Regions from separate parts of the Homo sapiens genome. Here region 2 is linked to region 1. Evidence: read pairs that join two places in POLR2A ChIA-PET (ENCODE). Cell type or tissue: OCI-LY7. All regions are shown on one strand. Links, peaks and the distances in the headings refer to the core of each region. The heading gives the core; the rest is flanking DNA.

Region 1 (11,894 bases), core at 464-8,463:
CGCGATCTCATCTCATGCAATCTCCGCCTCCTGGGTTCAAGCGATTCTCCTGCCTCAGCCTCCCGAGTAGCTGGGCTACAGGTGTGCACCACCATGCCCGGCTAATTTTTGTATTTTTAGGAGAGATGGAGTTTCTACATTTTACCCAGGCTGGTCTTGGACCCCTGACCTCAGGTGATCCACCCACCTCGGCCTCCCTAAGTGCTGGGAGGACTGTCGTGAGCCACCGCAGCCGGTCCTGCATCTTTTTGGTAAATATTAATAAGCGTTGGCAACCTTCCTGCAAGCTGCTTCCCACTCTGCTAAGTCCCCATACACACAACTCTCCACTCACCAGGGTGCTAAGCAGACGCCCCTATGGGACATGGGCCAGCCGATGTTTGGATGCTTCCAAACACCAACAACAGTTTTGGACGAGTAACTCTAATTCTTGACAACTATCGTCTAAAAGACATTTTATAATGGTCTGTGGGATTATTTGTTGCATTTGCTTCTCTATTTGGTGACCAGAATTTATTTCCCAAGTACATTGCTAAGTTCCCACCATGTTTACTGTAAATGGCCCTTGCCTTGCAGACATTTGATGAAGGTCATTGAATCCAAAGGCGTAAGATAGACCAGAATTTAAGCCATGCAGGGTGAGAGGGTACTGTTTTATAAGAAGGAGGGATAGAGACACATTCATTTTTTTAAATGACAGAAAGAACAGGATGCACCTGGCGTGCTTTGTGACTGGGAACAGTTTCTGTGGGTTTCTACTGAGAATGTTTTCTGGAGTCCACGTGGCAGGGATAAGTGAGCCATGGCGGCCTGGATGGGACTCTTAGGAGGGTATGAGGAGTGTTCCTAAGGCATCCAGGCAGAATGGCTGGAGTGAGGGGTGTGCCCAAGAGCCCGTCAGCAGCAGTTCCCCACAATCACCCCCAGCCAGGTTTCTGAGCTGCCATGTTTGTTTCTCTCTCTCTTTTAATTTTGAGACAGGGTCTTGTTCTGTTGCCCAGGCTGGATGCAATGGCAGGATCGCAGCTCACAGCACCTTCACTTCCCGGGATCAAATGATCCCCCCGTCTCGGCCTTCTAAATAACTGACACTAATGGCATGTGCCACCATGCCCGGCTAATTTTTTTTTTTTTTTTTTTTTGTAGAGATGAGATCTTGCTATGTTGCCCAGGCTGGTCTTGAACTCCTGGGCTCAAGTGGTCCTCCTGCTTCAGCCTTCCAAAGTGCTGGGATTACCGACATAAGCCACCGTGCCTGGCCTTAATGTTTCTCTTCTAGACACGTGAGATGACTGAGTTCTTGAATGCCCTCCAGAAATTAAACCAAGACCTTCTGGAACATTCTTGGGAGGAAGGTAACAAGCAGATTCCCGAAGGTGACAATGGAGGGAGTAGAAGCCTTCAGCCCAGGTCCAGAGGCACGGATCTGGGAAGGGAGCTCATATTTCCTTTTTTGTTGCTGTTGTTTGAGACGGAGTCTCGCTCTGTCACCCAGGCTAGAGTGCAATGGCACAATCTTGGCTCACTGCGGCCTCCACCTCCTGGGTTTAAGCGATTCTCCTGCCTCAGCCTCCCGAGTAGCTGGGATTACAGGCGTGTGCCACCACACCTGGCTAATTTTTGTATTTTTAATAGAGACGGGGTACCATGTTGCCCAGGTAGGTCTCAAACTCCTAACCTCAGGTGATCTGCCCACCTCGGCCTCCCAAACTGCTGGGGATTAGAGGCATGAGCTACTGCCCCTGGCCTCAAATCTTCTTAGTCTAGTTAAAGGTGTGCAAAGCTGGCCAAGAGATTCCAAAGAAATGAATGTCCAAGTAATGCCAGCCAAGGTCTAGGAGAGAAATAACGGTGGCAACTGCAGTATAATGGGGAGAGAATGACAGAAGCTGAGGTCCTCAGGAGATGAAATTGGCAAGACTTGGTAATGTGTGGATGAGGGGAGGGAGATGGAAGAAGGGCTCCCATGTGGCCACTCTTGGGCTTGGCTGGGGTGGCCCACTGGGCACTGTGGCCACTACCGGGGTTAGGGGGCTGGAAGCCTCAATGTGTGGAGACAGATGGGCTCTGGGAGTGCTACGTCTGCAGCATGAATGGCAGCCAGGCAGATGGATACAGAGCTGGACGGGTTTGGGGCTGGGAGGACAGAGAGAGTAACAGGAGCGCTGGGAATGGCCTAGGAGCACCATGAAGGGGAGAAGGGAGTCCAGGATGCCAGGGAAAAGCACAGAGGATGAAGGGGTGGCTCAAACAGCCTGAGAATGTCCCAGTCTGCACCGGGAGGGGCAGGCAGGGATGAGGGCTGACATTAGATGGAAGAGGCTGGGACAGAAGTCAGAGTTAGGGAGAGGAAAAGGCAGCCCTGTCCAACTTGCTCAGAGAGGCTAAGAAACCCGTGGGGGCCACATAGCTAGGCCGTGGAGGTGCTTTTGTTAATCTGCCATACATGTGTAGAGGAAGGACAAATATATGAATGAATGAAAAAATAGCAGTCGCGCAGAGTGCCAGGCACTTTGCTTTATTCCTGCATCAGCAGCTCCGACATACTATGAAATGAAAAGGTAAGTGCTCCCCTGGGAGGCCTGAGCCACCCCCAGAGGATCCTGCATACTCCCACCCCCCATCAGAGCAGCTGCAGCTCTCTCTGACTCCATTTCTCTGATGGTGCGGCTGCTGGAGGCCTGTGGCCATCTCCAGCACGCCTTGTTATCTTATTTATTTATTTATTTATTTATTTTTGAGACGGAGTCACACTCTGTCACCCAGGCTGGAGTGCAATGGTGCAACCTCGGCTCACTGCAACCTCTACCTCCCGGGTTCAAGCGATTCTCCTGCCTCAGCCTCACGAGTAACTAGGATTACTGGTACCCACCACACACCCGGCTAACTTTTGTATTTTTTAGTAGAGACGGGGTTTTGCCATGTTGGTCAGGCTGGTCTTGAACTCCTGACCTAAGGTGATCCTCCTGCTTTGGCCTCTCAAAGTGCTGGGATTACAGGCATGAACCACAACGCCTGGCCCAAGCCCTTCTTTTTATAAAGGCAAAGAGTGGACCCTCCCGCCCAGGCCACCTAGTCGGCCACCCAGAGCTAGGCATGACCAGCAGCAGAATGACCAGGGCCCCCTCGGGGTGGCCAGAGGCTCCCTAAGTCTGGAGACTGTGTCACAGACGTATTATTCCCTATTGCAAATGGAACTAGATTGTTGTCTAATAGCAGGTAATTACCATGAACAACAATAAAAAAACTCCAAATAATCCGGCGGGGCGGGGGTTGGAGGGGGGCGGCGGGGGCGGAAATCAAAGCTCTGGTGGCCTCACACCCCAAATTGCACCCCTGCTAACAGTATGGCACATCATCTTCCAGAAGCCACCACAATGGCCAGACTTCTGCTCACTGGTACCTGAGCTTCTCTAACCAAACTGAAATAAGATCTAAATCAGTATCACCCTCTGGGTAATACGGCTGATTGGGAAGGATGTTTTTCTTTATCTTACAAACATGTACTGACCCCTCCCCCACCCAACTTGCTGGGCATGGGGCACGTAGGGTGTGGCCCAGGACTTGGGAGCTCCATCACCCACGGGTGGGCATCTGTGGTGAGGTAACAGTCTCGTTAGCTGACACCTCCCTTCTATGCACACCAGTCTCCCCAATCAAAAAAGAAACAGAGTGGAGTTTAAGTTGGCCACTTTCAACCTTTTTTTGTAGTTTTAACTGCAGAAGGCCATTTTCAAATAAAATTTTACAGGGATGCACAATACTGCTGAGCAGGTAAAAACAGGGTCGCACTGGTTGAAGATGGGAGGGGGTGGGTTTTAGGTTGCCCCCCAACCCCGTCCCACTTTCCCCTGTGCTTTAAGGAGCTCAGTAGGAAAGCTCTGGCTAGAAGAAGTGCACCCCCCTCCAAGCCTCTTTCTACCCTGACTTTCTGTGACTGTAGCCACACTTACCTGATTATACAGTCCACAACTCTAAGATGTGACCTTGGCCACTTGGCCCATGTAAACAAAGTCTAGATTAACCTACTGATACATATTTTTGAAACGGAATCTCACTATGTTGCCCAAGTTGGTCTCGGACTCCTGGGCTCAAGAGATGCTCCTGCCTCCCCCAAGGAGCTGGGACTCCAGGCATGTGCCACCATGCCCTGCTAATTTTTTATTTTTTGTAGAGATGAGGTCTTGCTATGTTGCCCAGACTGGTCTTGAACTCCTGAACTCAAGTGATCCTCCAGCCTCCTGAGTGGCTGGGACTATAGGTGTGTGCATGGTGCCTGGCTACTAACTGATTTTTTTTTTTTTTTTTTTGAGATGAAGTCTCACTCTGTTCCCCAGGCTGAAGTGCAGTGGCGCGATCTCAGCTCACTGCAACCTCTGCCTCCCGGGTTCAAGTGATTCTCCTGCCTCAGCCTCCCGAGTAGCTGGGATTACAGGTGCACACCACCACGTCCAGCTAATTTTGGTATTTTTAGTAGAGACAGGGTTTGGCCATATTGGCCAGGTGGGTCTGGAACTCCTGACCTCAAGTGATCCACCCCCCTCGGTCACCCAAAGTGCTGTGATTACAGGCATGAGCCACCACACCCGGCCCCAACTGATATTTTTAAAAGAAGCAGACATCACAGAAATAAAAATCCAATACATAGGCTAGATGGCTATGAATTCTAGCGGAAGTTGGTCAACAAAACAGAGACATGACTTGAATCCCATAAAGATACACACACACATCTGCTACGCGCCCTGGCTTCTCTTGCCCACATTTTAGCTGGTGTCCCAGAACTCATCCGCTATGCTGCCCACGACGGTGGTGGTGTAGGGGGACCTACAAAGCTTCGTTTCAAACACTGCTTGTGTTTTGACAGCCTTTTTCTTTTTTACGGTATTTTTAAAGAAGTGAAACTAGAAGTACTGGATCTCATAAGCCACCCGGGGGAAGCGTTCCCCTTCTGAACCTGTGGGTGCGGGGCTAGGGACAGATGCTGCCTCAGTAGCAGCACCTAGCTGACCTGACAAGCCACCTGTATCTATGGGCGCTGGTTCAAATCCCAGGGGAGGTTTAAAAAGCGTTGATGAGACTCCGTAAAGATGCGGAAATACATATCTGAGAGGAAAAGAGCATTTCAAAACCCTCCTGTGGCTTTTATCCTATGGCACTTTACCCCCAGGGACCTGAGCGGCGCTGTGAGTTGCAGGTGCAAAGGGCTCAGAGCCAGGGGAGAATCACAGAAGACACAGAGCCCAGCAGTCCTCCCTGACCACGGAAGGGGATGTAGGAGAACCCTGGGCTCATGGCACTGACATTTAGCAGCCACTGTATGTTTTGGTCTTGTCTCAAGAGTGTTTTCCCCATTTATCCCATGTACTTTTTTGTTTTAAAGAGATGGGGTCTGGGCCAGGCGCGGTGACTCACACCTGTAATCCCAGCACTTTGGGAGGCCGAGGTGGGAGCGTCACTTGAAGTCAGGAGTTCACGATCAGCCTGGCCAACATGGTGAAACCCCATCTCTACTAAAAATACAGAAATTAGCCAGACATGGTGGTGGGCACTTGTAATCCCAGCTACTTGGGAGGCTGAGGCAGGAGAATCGCTTGAACCCAGGAGGCGGAGGTTGCAGTGAACCAAGATCTCACCACTGCACTCCAGCCTGGGTGAGATTCCATCTCAAAAAAACAAAACAAACAAACAAACAAACAAACAAACAAAAGAGATGGGGTCTGGCTCTGTTGCCCAGTCTGGAATGCAGTGGCACAATCATAGCTCACTACTGCCTTGAACTCCAGGGCTCAAGCAATCCTTTTGCCTCAGCTTCCCAAATAACTTCATCTACGGGGACTACCACGCCCAGCTAATTTAAACCTTTTTTTTTTCCTTAAGAGATGGGGTCTTACCATGTTGTCCAGGCTGGTCTCAAAATCCCGGGTTCAAGAGATCATCTTGCCTCTGCCTCTCAAGTAGCTGGAATTACAGGTGTGAGCCACTGCACCCGCCCATGCCTCTTATTTGCATGCAGATGCTATTCTGACATGAAACCTTTCACTCAAATATTTCTCTACAATGGAGTCTCTCCACAGTCGGGCCATGGCTCCACTGTGGTGAGGCTATCAATTCATTTAAAGTGGTTTCCCACAGCAAAAGCTGCACCTGCGTGCAAGCGATGCCCACACCGAGCGTGTACGGACAGACTTTGAGTGTCTTCTATCAGGCGGGTTCCTGCTCCAGGCCCACCTTGTCCATGAGGCTAACCCAGGGCTGACCTTAGCATGTGCCCACTCTTCTGTACACCCAGAATCCAAGGGGTGGGAAGGACGGGGGTAGGAGCAGGAAATAAGTGTGTGGCCCAGCTGGAGGAGATGGTGTTGGGGTCAGAACACCTGTACCACCTTCAAAATTCCCCCAAACTCCCTGCAAAAGCCCCGGTGAGAATCTCACCAGTCTCAGCTTCCATCCAATGACAGGGCTGAGCTCTCCACCTCCATGGTGTCTTCGAGCTCTTAAATGCCAGGGCCTTACATTAAAATTCACACCAGAGCACAGTGAAGCAACAGAACGCTCCACTCGGGTTTGAATTTGGGCTCCGGGACCTTCCATGGGGGCTTACAGACTTTCCTAACATTTCCCATCTGAGAAATCCAGGGATTATTAACCTACCCCAGCAGGATGCTAGAGGCTGAGATGAAATCACGGCTGGCCAGTGCGGCACGCCGAGCCTCGGCACACGGTCAGCCACGCCTGCTATTTCGATTGTTATCACTGGTCGGCGCAGACATCGTTCCAGGCGAGGTGCCATTGGGGACACGTGGAACCAGATACCACCTGAGGTCTCCGGTTCTGCAGCTGGGTGGAGGACGGAGGCCTGCATGCTACAGAGTCGGGCAGGATGAGGTGACGTCGGTGCTGGGGGAATAGGAAGGAAGGGGGCTGAGGGCTGGGAAGGTTCATGGAGGGGCAGGCCCCTGAGCCGAGCCTTGGAGGAGGAGCAGAATCTGATGGAATGAGGAAGCCTTGCTTCCAGTAGGAAATCTGAGTGTCCTTCCCCTACAAATATTATTATTATTATTATTATTTTTTTTTTGAGACAGGATCTCACCCTGTTTCCCAGGCTGGAATGGCACGATTATAGCTTACTGCAGCCTCAACCTCCAGGACTGAAGCAATCCTCCTGCCTTGGCCTTCCGAGTAGCTGGGACCACAGGTGCATGCCACCACACTTGGCTAAATTTTATTTTTTTGTAGAGATGGAATCTCATTATGCTGCCGAGGCTGGCTCAAACTCCTGGCCTCAAGCAATCCTCCTGTCTTGGCCTCCCAAAGTGCTGAGATAACAGGTATGAACCACCGCGCCCAGCCCCTGGTATCCCGACGCAGGACTCTGTCGCAAGGAACCTGGGAGGCCACATCAAGGTATGGAGGCCTCTTTCCAAATGCCTGGAAAGCTGGAAGATCCCTGAGGACAATGGTGACAGGAGAGGCGAGGACATACCCCAGAGAAGGCAGAGGTGGAAAGGCAGCCCAGGGCTGTGGAATCGGACCTGGAGGGAAAGGAGGAGCAGGGAGACACACAGGAGAGCCTGGGGACACAGATCTGTGGCAGGAGGTGAAGAGGAAGAGCTGGCGCAGAAGCACCCGAGAGGCCCACAGCCCATGAAGTGTTTTCAGGAGAGTTAAGACCCACCATGGAGTGGGCGCCACAGTTAAGCCTGGAGGTTTTGCAGCCAGGAGGGGTTCTGTCTGGGTTTCTTGCCTCCCACCCCAGCCTCCAAAGTGGGTTGACACCAGCTCTGAGCTGTCAGCTGCAGACACTTATCAGACACCGGGGCTGACTCACGGAGAACAGCTTCTTCTTCTTTTTTTTTTTGAAACAGATTCTCGCTCTGTTGCCCAGGCTGGAGTGCAGTGCGTGATCTCAGCTCACTGCAACCTCTGCCTCCCGGGTTCAAGTGATTCTCCTGCCTCAGTCTCCCAAGTAGCTGGGATTACAGGCATGCGCCACCACGCCCAGCTAATTTTTCTATTTTTAGTAGAGACGAGGTTTCCCCATGTTGGCCAGGCTGGTCTCGAACTCCTGACCTCAAGTGATCCACCTGCCTCGGCCTCCCAAAGTGCTGAGATTACAGGCATGAGCCAGCAGCCCAGCCTGAAAAAACGCTTCTTACACCAACAGAGTCAGCTTTCTCTGAACTTGGCTGTTTTTGTCAAGAGTTCGTTTAGACTTTCTTCTAGGATGAAAAATCATGTGTATTTGTTTTACATCTAAGTAAGGAGTAATATGGAGTCAGACCAATTCCATTCATTTGCCGTTTCCTGTAAGATCAGCACTCTGATGTCCCTGGTGCAGTCCTCCCTCGGATGACCAAGGGCCCTCAGGCACGTGCCCTGCGCCAGGACACCGCAGCGGCCGGGAAAGGCAATGTCCCCGCCCTTGCTTCTAATGTGGAAGACAGAAGATGGAGAACAGGCGGTGAGTCAGCAGGCTTATAAGGGACCCCGGGGGTATCCCCTGTCCCACGGAGTCACCGGGGTCAAGGTTCCCCCAATAGTCAACTCATCAAATGTCTTTTGAATAAAAAAGAAATTCAAAAACTTTGAAACATGACCCTAGTCTGAAACAGACTTCAAAGCAAGCAGTGCTCCAGGACTCACCATTTCTTCCGCTTGAACCTATGAGAAGCTGAGTCACTGTCGCCAACCCATTACCGTGGAAGTATCTGAGCCGTGAGTGAGCAGCGGTCCATATGCACCCCTTTCCCGTAGCTTGGGGAGTTCCACATTAGGACAAGAGGAGCGCCTCTGTTTACCGTCGTGGCTCACGCACGGACTTCTGTGCAAGCATTTGCCCCACACTCATTCATCGATGATGTGCTGGGCACTGTGTCGGGATGCGGGAGTGAATCGAAAGCAAACAGATGACTGCAACTCTACCCATGGGCTACCCATGCAGGTGCCTCATTCCAAGACGGACGAGGTCAGAGCTCCAGGTGGCAAGGCCTGAGCTGAGGCACAGGGAGGGAGGAAGCACGGTGGGACAGGGGTGGCAGGAGCAGACTGGGGCACAGGAGGAGCCCAGAGAGGTGGCCCTGGTGTTCCAGGGAGGTGAGCGAGGCAGGAGCACAGGCTAGGACCACATCCCCACGGCTTCCAGGGCAGGAGCTGGCTTGTCCTTCAGGCCACAGGGAGCCACTGAAGGACCCTGCAGCAGGGCCCTGACAGCATCAGCTCTGAGTTGGAGAAGGAACATTCTAGAGCTCTACAGTCTCACATTACAGAGGAGAAAGACTCTGCTCTGGTAGGGTCCGGAGTTGGGCCCTGGTCTCCTTATGCCAACTCAATGGTCCTTACGGTCCATTTCCTCTCGTCTCCAAACCACCACCAGTTAACACTTGGTTCTGTGCGAGAGCTGGAAGACAAGCCGAGGGAGGGCATGCCTCCAGGCAGCAGAGCCCACGGGAAAAGGGCTCAGAGCTCATCCCCATTCCTTTACAGAGGCTCTGTCACTCACCAACACAGCGATGGGCCTGGGGAGCCTGCAACCCTCATCCTCCTTGGGAAGATTAAGTAAAAGGACACAGTGCCGCCTGTAATAGGCATTCAGGAAGGGCTGCCAGCTCTCTCTTAAGTGAGTCATGAGACGAACAGGTTTCTTATTCAATTAACTGAGAGCTCATTTCTGTAACATTTTCTTTCCTTATGGAAAAGAGCCTTGTATTCTAAATAAATACATATCTTGAAAACAAGCTCTTGGGTCACAGCCCAAAAAAGGAAAAACACTAAATTCCACACTCCTCTTAGGGGAGACAGACCTACTGATCTCACCGATGAAATGTGACAAAAATATGAAGATCCGACCCCAGTGCCTCGTTACCAATTCCATCTCTTGTTGTTAACACTTGTGCAAAATTACACCTTAAAACCAGGACCGGTTTCTATCTGTAAGCGTTCCTGAATTGTCTGTGAGGGGCTCTTTACAGTGGTGTTAAATTTCACCAGCTTAACAACTCCAGGCTTCTGACAGACAGATCTGGGGCAGCCCAGGTCCCCGCAGTCAGAAGCGGCAGGTCTCAAAGGCCAACAAAACAGAGACACTCTGGAAGGGTTCCTGTTTCAGGTACCTTGCTGCCATTGAAGCTGCGTTCCTTTAAAACCTTCTGGAAAGTAAATTTCTGCAACCTTAATGCACTGCCTGTCTAAAGAACCCCTGTGGGAACTCCCTCTGAAAAACAAGGAAGCTTTTGTAACGTCAAGAATCACACCACATCAATCTGCTTTGTAATTTTCGTTACACCATTACCTGGCAGACACTGACACCATACCCGGCACTGGGCTCAGTGTTGTGTTAGAGGGATGGTTTTACTGAATCCTCAAAACAGGGTGGTGGCTTTTGCTCTTATGCACATTTTACAGATGAGGAAACTGAGATGTGGGAATTTGGGAAACTTCCCCCAAAGTGGCCCAGCCACCTGGCTCCGGAGTCCAAGCTCTTAACCTCTCCACTGCAGGGCAACTGCAAAAATCTGGCAACAAGTCTCCACGGCATTCTCCTGGTTGTTCTAGGAAGATGTGGAGTTTGCAGCACGGCATGGTGTCAAACAGCCACATGCACAGCAGTCCTGCAGGCACTACCTTGCAGCTGCCACCATGATCGTGGACAGAACGCTCCTCTTGGCCCCAGGTACTGACACCATGCCAGGCTAGCTACATTTCCCCAGTTTCCCTGAACCCCCAGGGCCTGTCTGTGTCTCCCCCACAGGGCAGGAAACCCCTTCCTCCAGAGGCTGATCTCCCCGCACGACCCCCCTCTCCCGTCTGCAGAGCAGCTCAGAACCAAAGGTGAAAGTATCTGAAAGCCAAGACTATAGCGTGTATACACATAGCAATTTGTTACTGTGAGAAACCATCTGTTTCTCGGTATTACAATCCTCAGAGGGCAAATTATAGCTAGCGTTCAACATAAAACATCAATTTAAACCATCAACTATTCATAATTTCAATTCTTTATTGGAAACCAAGGACATAAATGTCAGGGAATAAAGCAATATTTCTTTTATTAACTATTCCATTCATCTGGCTATTAAATAAAACCAGGGCCCCAATAAATGGCAGGAGTCCTTGCCTGAGAGCCACACCAAATAGCTCTATAATTCTCAGACGTTTTAAAACAACGAAAACTGCATTATTTGAAAAGTTAGAAACTTTAATATATAATAAAATTAAGATTAATGCGATCTTAATACCTTGCAAAACTGTTTGCCATGCCCTCGTATTCATATATTTCTTCTTGCGCGGTTTATTTTTAACAGTGCTCATTTTGTACTGAGAACGTGCTGTTTTTTACGACTGAGTTTTGCGAACGCCAGCCACCTCCAGCATTTTTCACTGACATCTAGTTTTCCCAGGCTGATGTTCCCTCCCGACTGCCCATCTGCGCTTGTGCCAGGAGGGATGCCATCATCCAAGCACAACCCAGGGTGTGGGTGGCCTTCAGAGCTCAGTCCTGCAGGACTTGCACCCAACAGCTCGCCTGAGAGTGCAGGGCAGGTTCTCACTGCAAGCACTTTTTTTTTTTTTTTTTTTTGCCGGAGAACAATCTGAGCGTTCAAAAATGAAATCTACGAAGCACGGAAGAGAATATTTACACCGTCCTTTGTGTACTAGGCTGTATATCGAGGTTTTTATCTACATTGTCCCACGACAATCTTACAGGGTGGGTACACTTTACAGATCATCAGGATGCAAGTTTGGAAAGGTGAGTCAGCCACTGGTCCCATCCATAGGAGGCACACCCATGTGTTCAACAATGAGGAAATAAAGAGAAATAAAACATGGGCCCATATTCAATGCCTGACAGTCTAATAGCCATGATGGACACTGACACACTTTGGACATCTGTCCCCTAA
Region 2 (11,894 bases), core at 1,828-9,827, 93 kb after region 1:
AGAGTGAGACTCTGTCTGAAAAAAAAAAAAAAAAAATTCTCAAAATGTTATTATACATTTGATATGTATCAGTATTTCTTGATTCTGAGAGATCATTTGATATTAACTCCCAATCACGGAAATTCAAGTGAAACTTACAAGCTGCGGCCTTTCCATGGAAATGCTATTCTCTTGAATCTGTTCAGCACACCCCCAGAAAATGAACAGAAGTACAGTACTGACTTAGGGTAGACAGTAGGGGTAAAAAGGGACAGAGGCGGAGACAAAATTTCTCAGTATATAAACATACAAATTTTATTTTTTTGGAGACAGGGTCTCACTGTGTTACCCAGGCTGGAGTGCAGTGATGCAATCACAGTTTACTGCAGCCTCGAACTCCTGGGCTCAAGCAATCCTCCCGCCTCAGCCATCTGAGTAGCTGGGATTACGGGCGCGTGCCACCATGTCCAGCTAATGTGTGTGTGTGTGTGTGTGTGTGTGTGTGTGTTTTGTAAAGACACGGTTTTGCCATGTTACTCCTGAGCTCAAGTGACCGCCCCCCACCTCAGCCTCCCAAAGTACTGCCATTACAGGTGCGAGTGACCGGACCTGGCTAAAATTTTGATTTTAGACCAAGTGAACACGTTACCTATTCAGAAAATAAGATTGAATAAAAAATTATAATTTGGTCTATGAGTATAAAAGCTACGCGTACAAAGTTTTCCTACAAGCCTTTTTTATAAATCTCTCAGGACTGAGAGATTTCCATCAAGAATCAAGAATTTGTTTTTTTGTTTTTCACCCCGTCACAAACCCACTCTGCGAAGATGAAAATGCCAGATGTATCCAACAAGCATTGCACTCCATAGAATACTTGCTAGACGCTCATTTAAACGGTGAGATGTGAGAGACGCTGTCTCGGAGACGCATAATGACATGTAAGGCGGAGCAGGTGCCGGGGCAGGCCACGTGGCCGGCTCTGTGGCAGGGAGAGGGGAGGATAATTCTCAGCCCTAACGAGAAGGGCTCTGCTTTATGGATTACTCAAACCACATGACATTACTGATATTTGACCATTTTTGAGCTACAAAAAAATGTCCGTTTTATAAGCAGTATTCTTTACTGCTCTGTTGTGGCTGTTATCTCAAAACAACACATAATTCTGCCTGCCAGGCTCAGCCTTGTAGGCACACGCAGTGCTCCCCACTACAATCTTCGGCTCTGCAAGGAGCCCAAAGGACCCTAATTCCCCCGACCCAGCCAGCCCCCTAGGGTACGGTTCTTGGGGTCTGCTCATCTCCATTTGCCTGGGTTCCCCATAGCTTTCTCCCGGCCATCTTGCCTCCTGTTAAAGTGGGACCTCCCCCGCCACCACCCGCCTTGTGTAGGTCACTTGTTTTCTACCTCCTGTGTTCCCCCATACCAGGATGGGGAGGGGCTACTGAGGTCTGGCCGGCTGCTGACCCTGCCCCTCCTCTTGGCCTCGGGGTCAACCAGGGAGAGAGGCAGCCACAGGTGGTTTGCTGATCTGGTCTTACAGATAAGGAAACCGAGGCTTCGCATGAATGTGACTCACCACTGAAACAAATGCCCGGGAAACAGGCCCCTTGACTTCATGCCTTCTATTATTCTTTTTATACTTAGCATACATCATGAGACATATGGGAACTTGTTAAAATTAAGAAACATCAGCCATTAAAATTAAGAAATATCAGAGGGGTGTGGTGGTGCACAACTGTAGTCCCAGCTACTCGGGAGGCTGAGGCGGAAAGAGCCCACGAGTCCTGCCTGGACAACACAGCAAGACCCCATCTCTTAGAAAATTAAAAGATGCCCATGAAGGTTGATTTGGGCAGTTGATGGCTAAGATATTAATTCCTCTGCCCAGCTCGATGGCACTGCCCCACTGCTCCGTCTGCAGGACAGAAGACGGATGTCAAAGACAACAGACAGGTCCCAACTCCGCACAGCTGCATCCGGCACAGAGAAAGACTTGGGAGATTTGTAGTGGGTTGACCCTCCAACCAATTAATTGGCTCCAGGGACCAACTAATGAAATGAGAGGGATGAATGGGAACTGCACTATCCAAAATGGTAGCCAGTGGCCACATGTGGATTACATTTCATCTAAGTTAAATTTAAAATTTGTTCCCTCCATTCCAGCTGCCATACTTCAAGGGCCCAACAGTTACATGTAGCTAGTGGCAATTATATTTGCTGGGGCGGGTAGAGACCATTTAATCAACACAGAGAGTTCTAGGGACAGTGCTGGCCTCCAATGACCCCCAGGTCCTGAGGATAACGCTATTAACCATTGCAAGGGAGGTACCGCCCCATTTCACAGACTGAGGAAGCTGATGATCAGATGACTGACCGGCTTTGTCGAAATCATAGCAGGAGAGGTAGGGCCTGGATTTGAATCCAGATTCGGCCGACTGTCCAACTGAGGCTCTCTGCAGAACACCATGCCACCATCTCTTCCCCATGCCTCTAGCTGAATGCAATTCCCTGTCTCCATGAAACAGGGGGCGAGGTCATCAGTGAAAAACGAGACGGGGCAGGGAAACCGTTGTGGCTGAGTCTCAAAATAGTCCTGCCACTGCCAAAAGGAATAGCTCTGATCTCATCTGCGCTGGTAAAAATGTTTTCCTCCTAAAGTATTTGTTTCAGAAATAAGCCTTTAATTTGAATGCTTTCAGAGCCAACATTTCTGTCTGCTGAAAATATTTATTTCTATTGTTTGGCAGGAATCAATTTGTTAGGGCACCAGCCATTCTGGCAAGGGCTCCCTTCCCCTTCGCGAGGAGAACACTGGCAGGGAAGCCACCCGCGGGCCTGTGGCTCACTCCCTGTTGGGGTTTCTCAGCCACTAACATCTGCCCGGGCAGACACGGGCTGCTGGGGAACAAAACAAACCACCTAGTGTGTGTGTGCCCGGGACATATACGCTTTGGGGGGTCCCTGGGAACGTACAGCTGGGCCTGGTGGGCCACTGGCTGCTTATAACTTGCAGAATTAAAATAGATTTTGTGGCCAGGCACAGTGGCTCACACCTGTAACCCCCGCACTTTGGGAGGCCGAGGCAGGTGGATCACCTGAGGTCAGGAGTTCGAGACCAGCCTGGCCAACATGGCAAAACCCTGTCTCTATTAAAAATACAAAAAAATAGCCGGGCGTGGTGGTGCAAGTCTGTAATCCCAGTTACTCGGGAGGCTGAGGCAGGAGAATCGCTAGAACCCTAGGGGCGGAGGTTGCAGTGAACCAAGTTCACACCACTGCACTCTAACCTGGGCGACAAAGCAAGACTCCGTCTCAAAAACAAATAAAAACAGATTTTGCTTAATTATTTTGCAAGTAGAAGAAGGCTGGTGACCCAATATTGGGTGATTTTTTGTATAGCCCTGTTTCTTCCAGAGCTGGGCCCGCCCTACCCAGGGGCATTACTGGGCCCTAGGAAGCAGTAGGGGCATTTGGGGTAGACCAGGTTCCATCCTGGATTCAGCAGCTTCTTGTTATGGGAACTTGAGCAAGTCACCAAGACTTCCTGAGCATCGATTTTCCCATTGGTAAAATATACCACCTACCTCACCTCCCAGGGTCGTTGGAAAACTATGTGATATATAAACAGAACAAGACATACTCTTCTAAGTTAAAAAAAAGTTCCAGAGAGATAGTAGTTATCATTGTTAGATTCTTCAGTGATTAAGTATCCTGCAACTTACACACATTAGCTCCTTTTCCCATATGCTCTGGGGTTCGGATGGGAGGTGGTGCCTAAGAGAAGGATCCTGCAAGTTAAAAGCTATCACAGTTATAGGTGAAGTGCTAATAACTTCATTTTGAAACTGTCAGGTTTGGCTTTTTTTTTTCTTCTTCTGAATCACAGCTGTGGCTTGCACTAGACCTCTACCTGTGGCTGTGTTCCCTTCTCACATTTTAATTAGCAAATAAAAACTCCAGAAAGCTCTCAAAATGTTTCTGCCTGGATTTTACAAGGAAAAGTTAAAAGATGCCAACTGGCTCCTGGGAAAAAACCAAACTAGTAAGAGGCATCTATCAACAAGGCAGAGCAAGTTCATCCGGAGAGCTTATGCCAGGCCAAGAAATACCATCTCGGAGCCAGCTTTGATTTTATTTTTGCAGTTAATTTTCAAGATTTTCGGTGCCGCATTCAGCGAGTGAGGTTTACAACATCCTGCCATTGGCTGAGAGCTGCTGCCAGCCAGATGGCCCCGCAGAACGACACTCGTATGGCAGAGAGAGCGGGCGTCGCAAGTGATTCCTTCGCTGCCTCCTGGCACCGGTACCGCTGGCTGCCACCAGGAAACCTGGGTTCTGGGCACCAACAGGTTACACTACATGACAGCTCCTGGTGCCAAGAGCGGAGATGCGATTTTAAAGGGGCCGCGTCAATCCTCAGTGAGTTTCACTTCTAGCTCTGCTGGACATGAGGGACACCGGCAGAGGGAAGAGGCTGCTTCATGGGCTGCCCAGAAGTGCTGCTAGTCTCCCCATTCTGGGCGCTGGAACAGTGACTCCAGCTGTCAGCATCACCCCATCCTGTCCAGGGCGCTTTCTACAAGATAGCTGAGGGGCTCTTTAACTTAGACTCTGTAAAGCTAGCTAAAGAGCTATTGCTAACCACCTAAACTCGCACTAAATGAAGATACACAATTAAGAAGCACAATTACAGCTCCTGCCGCTATGTGATGGGGTTCTGGCATGAATTCCCATCCAGTGCCCTCGGCTGGGGCAGCTCCCCACACTCTCCAAGTTCACACCATGCTCGATGGCCCCCTCTTCATCCTAGGTCTCTGTGCCAGGCCCCTGGAGGTAGGAAATTCATGCCAATTACCAAGCTTTCCTGATCCCCCTGTGACTCCTCCAAGTTCAAGTTCTCATCACCGGTTTTTCTCGAACTCTAGACGTGAGTTCTTATGTACACAGACATCAGGACTTTTTCTCTATCAAACTCAGCAAAATGACACCACCTGTTTTGGCCCAGGAAGGACATCTCTCTATACCTGATGTTCTCTGTATGCTGGGCCTCCTGTGACTTCTTTATTTTTTTATTTTTTTGAGACAGAATCACTCAGACTGGAGTGCAGTGGCACAATCCAATCTTGACTCACTGCAACCTCTGCCTCCTGGGTTCAAGAGATTCTCCTGTCTCAGCCTCCCGAGTAGCTGGGATCACAAGAGTGCACCACCACACCTGGCTAATTTTTTTTGTATTTTTAGTAGAGACCGGGTTTTGCCATGTTGACCAGGCTGGTCTCGAACTCCTGACCTCAAGTGATCCACCTGCTTTGGCCTCCCAAAGTGCTGGGATTACAGGCGTGAGCCACTGCGCCCAGCCTCCTGTGATTTCTTGAGGACCAACTGGCAGGGAGGGGATTGTGATCTGGTTTGAAGGGCAAAAGGCCGCTCAGTAATGTGGGATCTATAAGGACCCACTCCACCCCATCACCATCTTATCACTACCACCCAGGGTCTGGACCCCAGAACACTGCCCATGCAGCAACAGGAAGCAACTTGGACCAGGCAGCCTTGGTGATGCTCTCCAGCCACTTCTCTGCCCACGAGGTTCCATCACAGATAAGAAGCCACAGGCAGCCATGCACAAATAGCCGCCAGTGGACGGGGCTCTGGGATGCTGCACCTATGTGCACCAACGCCTTCCACGCCACTCAGTATGTTATTCTTCCAAGCTAGTGTAACTATAAAGGAAATTAGCCGGGTGCGGTGGCTTATGCTTTGTAATCCCAGCACTGTGGGGGGCCGAAGCAGGCAGATCACCTGTGGTCAGGAGTTCGAGACTGGCCTGGCCAACATGGCAAAACCCTGTCTCTACTAAAAATATAAATATTAGCCAGGTGTGGTGGTGCGTGCCTGTAATCCCAGCTACTCAGGAGGCTGACGCAGGAGAATCACTTGAACCCGGGAGGCGGAGGTTGCAGTGAGCCAAGGTCGCGCCGCTGCACTCCAGCCCAGGCCACAGGGCAAGACTCTGTCTCAAAAAAAAAAAAAAAAAAAAAAAGACACAGAAATGGAAAGAAACAAGAATAGTCTCTGAAGGAATCCTGAAGCAGCTTCAGTGAATAAAGTACATACAGGAAGCCGCCCCAAGAAGAGAAAATAGGATAAACTAAGAGGGAATTACGAGCCTGGCACTGAATGGCATTGGAGACTTCCCCGTCCCGGCGGCTGCCAGTTCTTCTCCTCGTCCCCACTGCTTTAAACACGGGGAGCCCAGAGCCAGTGAGCTGCTGACCTGTCAGATCTGACTTCTGGAATAAAAATGAAAAGGCCGAGTGGCAGCCGTAACATGGAATTTCCTTGTTTTTATTAGTTTAAGGCTCTTAAAGAGTGACTTTTACATTGGGGAAAACTTCTCAAATATGTACTACTTGAGACTTAGATCCAGTTACCTCTCACATGTTTTCAATCATTCTGCTTGCCAATTTTACTAGATATCAAAAGACATTTGCGGTTTAAAGCAGGGGAATGGGTCCCCCCCAACCATTCCCCACTCCAAGTACATCTGCGCTCCCTGCGGTGACTCTTCCCCCTAGATCCCTGACCCCTCGGGGCTGCCAAAAAGGCCCACCGGGGTACCGGGGGTGCTACTGGATCCACGCAGGCAAGCTGGGTGGGGGTAGGAGGGTGGTTTATTTCAAGCACTGGTACTGCAGGGGAAGAATTTTTTGGTTTTGGTTTTTAGACAAAAACTATTGATAAAATCCAGCTTTTTACATGACTTGCCACTCACATCAAGTCCAAGGAACAGAGGTTCCTCTTGAAACACACACACCAATAAGCAAAACCCTAAGACTACCACACTGGAAAAAAAATGGTTATTCAGTCATCCATCCCAAGAGCTGAAACTATAAAGATTTGGGGATGATAATATCAGACTGGTCACGCTATAGTCTGGGGTTCATTTAACATTGAAGCTGGGTGTGAAAACAGTAAACTGTTGCCCATGACCTGCGCTGTGATACTTACATCAGCAGAAATAATTATGAAAGTCTAACCAATTGTGTTGTTAGATATCTTCTAACTAAGCACAGAACCTCTACTTTTTTCTTTTCTTTATTTTATTATTATTATTTTTTTTTTTTAAGAGACAACATCTCGCCCTTCACTCAGGCTGGAGTACAGTGGCACGATCATAGCTCACTGCGGGCTTGAACTCCTGGGCTCAAGCAATCCTTCCACCTCAGCCTTTCAAGTAGCTGACACGACAGGTGCATGCCACCATGCCCAGCTACTTTTTAAAAATTTCTGTAGAAATGAGGCCTCGATATGTTGCCCAGGCTTCACTTGCTGTATTAACCAAACACACCCAGGGGTGGCTGAGCCTTCGAGGATGTCAAGCCACAAGATGTCTAATAGCAAATGACGTAAAACTCTGCGCTGTCATCCAGGGACAGAGATGGGAAGAGAGAGTTTGAAACCTCATTAAAAACAAAATGAAACACACTTCCTGCTTCGCAGATGCGTCCTAAATAGTTTGCTTGATATAAATTCAGAGGAAGGCCTAATAAGAGGGAGTAAATGGGTGCTGGCTGAAAGGAGGCTGCCCTTCAAGACAGTTGTGTGTGCGTGACTTTTCTGCACATCAGATAGGCTCAGGGGGGCCACTGCTGAGCCAGGCTTGTATCTTACTCTTCATAGGGACTGACTGCTTGCCTTATACAAAAAGGATAATACTGACTGCTCGTAAGAACTTACTGGGAGTGCGTCTCTAAATTTCTGGTACAAACGTGCACTTTCCCTATGAATACTCAAAGGCAAACAAATCCTCTAAGATGAAAAACTTCATATTTAGTTTGTTAGGGACAGACAGGCTCCACATTTCAGCACAAACATTTATTTTTAATCAAGCTAATTTTTTATTTTTCCCATTTAAGACCTGTTAATTCCATGACTGAGAATTCATCAAGTTTCAGACTGGAATTAATTTTAGCAACTGCTTTATACCAAAAATATTAGTGACGGTAGCTGTGTAACTGGCTTTGCTTCACAGTCTGTCATGGGAAAGTCTGAGCATTTGTGTTCCTTCCAGAGTCTAGTTGGAGCTGACAAAGGCGAGTTCTAAAGTGAGTTCACCATTTTCCCCTGAGGAGCAGAGCTGTCAGAAGCAATACCAGCAATCTGTTCACTGGTCTACTTTACACAAAGCTGACTGTGGCGTTCCTGTGTATACCTTCATACACCCCTTCATTCACCCATTCACGTTTCTGCAAACGCACACCGATTCGACGCTTACTGTGCATGTCCCCACGGTGCCTGCTGTTGCTCTGTTCCCACACCTGCTTCCTGGCCTACCTGCTGCACCTGGGGCAAGGCTGCCCACGACCTGCAAGAGCTGGAGGTCGGAAGACTGCTGGCTGTGGTCTGCTCTTTTCATTTTAATTTTATGGGTGAGCCAGGCATGGTGGCTCACACCTGTAATCCCAGCACTTTGGGAGGCTGAGGTGGGCGGATTGCTTCAGGAGTTTGAGAACAGCCTGGGCAACATAAGGAGACCCTGTCTCTTCGAAAAAATAATAAATAAATAAATAAATACGCCAAGTGCAGTGGTGCATGCCTATAGTCCCAGCTACTTGGGAGTCTGGGGAGGTTGAGGCCGCAATTAGCCGTGATTGTGCCGCTGCACTCCAGCCTGCATGACAGAGTAAGACCCTGTCTCCAAAAAAAAAAAAAAAAAACAAAAACAAAAAAAAAACTTTACAGGTGATACAAGGAAACGTGGCCCCCAAATCACCAATAATCCGCCCCCTTCCAGTTTACTCCCACTCTCACCTCTACAAGAATTAGGCAAATGTGACAACTTCTCCCTGCCTCGCTGAAAACTCAATCTCTGTGACTTCTTTTGGAGGGCAAGGTTGGACTGGCAGCTGACTACAGGCAGCCATGAATTCCTTCTGAAGGGATTCAGGACTTCAGGTGCTCTCTTAAATCTTTCTTCCCCTAAAATTCTTTTAAGAATGCAGGCTCCTTTTGGGGCTGCAATGCAGAGCTGAGTCTATCTATGGGACAGACACCGGCAAAGCTTACTGACATCCCACCCCTATGGACAGGTGAGAACACCCCCATCACAGCAATTTCAAAGTCTCAAGTTCCTTTATTTCCAATACTGTCCAGACCAAGCTGCCCATCCAAAGCCTTCAAGTCCAGTCTCTTCCCCATGCCAGGGTCCCAGGCCAGACTCACCCAGACCATTGGTTTCCCAATGGCCCTTACCATTGGGATCCAACTGTGGCTACAATGGGGAAGCCTGGTTGATTAGTTCTGCCTTTTTGAGGAGCTACAAAACTCTAGGAAAAGCACTTCCCACATGATTTCCAAAATACCCAGTGTTTGAGGTCAGGAGTTCAAGACCAGCCTGGCCAAAATGGCGAAACCCCGTCTCTACTAAAAATACAAAAATTAGCCAGGCGTGGTGGTGCATGCCTGTAATCCCAGCTACTCAGGAGGCTGAGACGGGAGAACTGCTTGAACCCAGGAGGCAGAGGTTGCAGTGAGCCAAGATCGCACCACTGCACTCCAGCCTGGGCGACACAGCAAGACTCCATCTCAAAAATAAATAAATTAATTAAATAAAATACCCAGCGTTTTAAGGAGTCTAGGAAGCCGACCAGTACTCAGACTTGGAGACAGGCTGGGGAGGTCACCATCCCAGCACTCAGGGAGCTCAATCATACCTAGGGAAGAACTCCCTAGGGTTACAGAAACCACACTTTAGTTCAACAATCAAACCAGGTACTCCTCTCCAGCGCTCACTTTGAGAAACATCTTTCAGGAACCCCCAAAATGCTTAAACAGTACCCTCCTCCACAGCAGTGCTGTCCCCACCATATGATTTATTTACTCCATGAGAGTTTTATTTAAGACCAGAATTGAAGCGTGCTGTTATGAATCTGAGTGGCTGCAAAAGCCTAAAAACTGCTTTGTACTGGGCATTCCATTGTCAAAGCACTTCCACTCTTTAAAACCTGCGCCATAGGCCGGGCGCAGGGGCTCACGCCTGTAATCCCAGCACTTTGGGAGGCCGAGGCGGGTGGATCACCTGAGGTCAGGAGTTTGAGACCAGCCTGGCCAACACGGCGAAATCCCATCTCTACTAAAAATACAAAAAATTATCCAAGTGTGGTGGTGGGCGCCTGTAATCCCAGCGTCTTGGGAGGCTGAGGCAGAATAGCGTGAACCCAGGAGGCGGAGCTTGCAGTGAGCCGAGATCGTGCCGCTGCACTCCAGCCTGGGCGACAGAGCGAGACTCCGTCTCAAAAAACAAACAAACAAAAAACCAAAAAAACTGCACCATAATTCAGTCTTTCTGCAGATTGGAATGAAATTCTGGTCAGACCTTGCATAACTTTCTGAGGAATTATAATAGTCCCATCCTTGTTAGCTAATTTAAGTTTTTTGAAAAACCACCAAATCCCTACATAAGACATTCTCCTACTTGGCGACCCACTATGGTGATGATCAGACACCGGTACCCGAGGCAGCTTTTCAGGCGTGCAAAGCCAAGATGCGGGCCCAGACAACACAGTGGACTTTGGAGCAAGAGATTTGCCACTTATTTACAACATCTCCAAAGCATTTCTAACTTGAATATATATTTCACACAGTACCAAAACTTTTAAATATCCACAAGAAGATTTCATTTTTATAGGCAATAAACATTAAATCTAAAGGACTGGGACATAAAAAGTGTTTTAATGCCGTATAAATCACCTTTCCCTAGACAGACTAAATCTCCGAAGGTTTTAAGGACTGCAATATAAATTTTTATGGCAAATTATCTACATAGAAATTATCTGCATGAGATGCACTTTTACTTCTCATTCTCATTTACATAGTGCTGACAATCTTTTCAATCACAACAGCCAATCCAATTTGGGAAGTCAAATAAATGTGGGGAAGAAGCACAAGGGCTTAAGCTAGGCAAGGATCTTTCCTTCTTTCTCTCTGCCCCTAACATCAGCATGCAACTGGGTCTGTCCACTTCTCTACGTTAGAGTCTTTGGCAAACTTGGCCCAAAAGGGATGCTTGGCTGCTCAAATGATGAAAGAACGCTCGCAGGGGGCAAGGTGACCCTCCGTGCCCCAAACGCGCTTCTTACCAGGCAAATCAGCCCGACAGCTTCACACCACAGCCTGGAGCTGATGTTTCCAGAACTTTCCGTCTACAAGGCAAATCTTTCACGTGCAGTTTTGTTTCCTAGATTAAAATTTTAAAAGGAATCCTGTCGAAAGTAGAAATTAGAAACAAAAAGTAATAAAAATAAAAAGTAAAACAAACTTGCCAGGCGCAGTTGCTCATGCCTGTAATCCCAGCACTTTGGGAGGCTGAGGTAGGAGGGTTGCTTAAGCCCAGGAGTTCGAGACCAGCCTGGGCAACACAGCAAGCCCTCATCTCTATTTTAAAAAAAAAAAAAAAAAAAAAAAAAAAGTAATAAAAATAAAAAGTAAAAAGAAAATAGAAATTAGGACTTTTCTATCAGAAAGCAAAATATGATGTTATCAACAAACATTTCATTATATTAGTGAGTTATAAAATGTACAGCCTGCCCCCCAAATACAAGAAGACGGTATTTCTCTCCTCTCTTAAGAGTTATTTTCTAGTAATAGAACAAGAGAAACTAGCAAACATGCCCACGTTCAGGCCTGCAATTAATCTTAGCCAGCTGTCTGAAGAAGGAAAAAGAGAAAGGGTTTCTGGAAACGTTTTCCCTATTGGTTTTATTCATATAATAAATATTAAAGCTAATTTTGGGGGCCTTTCATCTAGGATAGTTTTAGGCCCTTTAATGGTCTAAAAATTTAAATACAGCTCTCCCTCATTCTCTTGCAGGGCCTAATTAAACAAAAATAGACCTAGCTCACAAAATTATACACAA

Evidence for each region. ChIA-PET counts read pairs that join two places held together with the same protein. Peaks named below come from ENCODE experiments on the same cell type or tissue, not always from the same donor. Only the 100,000 strongest peaks of a DNase experiment are listed, where the experiment ranks them.
Region 2: POLR2A ChIA-PET joins it to region 1 with 18 read pairs; 2 of 35 experiments call an interaction of 5 or more read pairs at or near these places.

The regions. Positions count from the first base shown.
Region 1 is chr7:101,984,175-101,996,068 of GRCh38, reverse strand. The region is part of intron 2 of CUX1 (cut like homeobox 1); the gene reads right to left. Among named protein-coding and RNA genes, the nearest start is that of CUX1, 170 kb to the right of the region's middle. RefSeq lists enhancers at 4,783-4,842, 6,382-6,431, 6,327-7,136, 7,926-9,125, 10,628-10,787 and 1 more and a silencer at 7,686-7,980. In OCI-LY7, for the core only: CTCF peaks have their summits at 5,108, 6,533 and 6,736; DNase peaks (open chromatin) are centred at 2,548, 5,038, 6,048, 6,798 and 4 weaker places; H3K4me3 peaks cover 6,258 bases; H3K27ac peaks cover 8,000 bases.
Region 2 is chr7:101,892,711-101,904,604 of GRCh38, reverse strand. All of the region lies in intron 1 of CUX1 (cut like homeobox 1), which reads right to left. Among named protein-coding and RNA genes, the nearest start is that of CUX1, 81 kb to the right of the region's middle. RefSeq lists enhancers at 3,765-4,264, 7,792-8,292, 8,293-8,793. In OCI-LY7, for the core only: no CTCF peak of the experiment used is centred there; a DNase peak (open chromatin) is centred at 8,304; H3K27ac peaks cover 3,220 bases.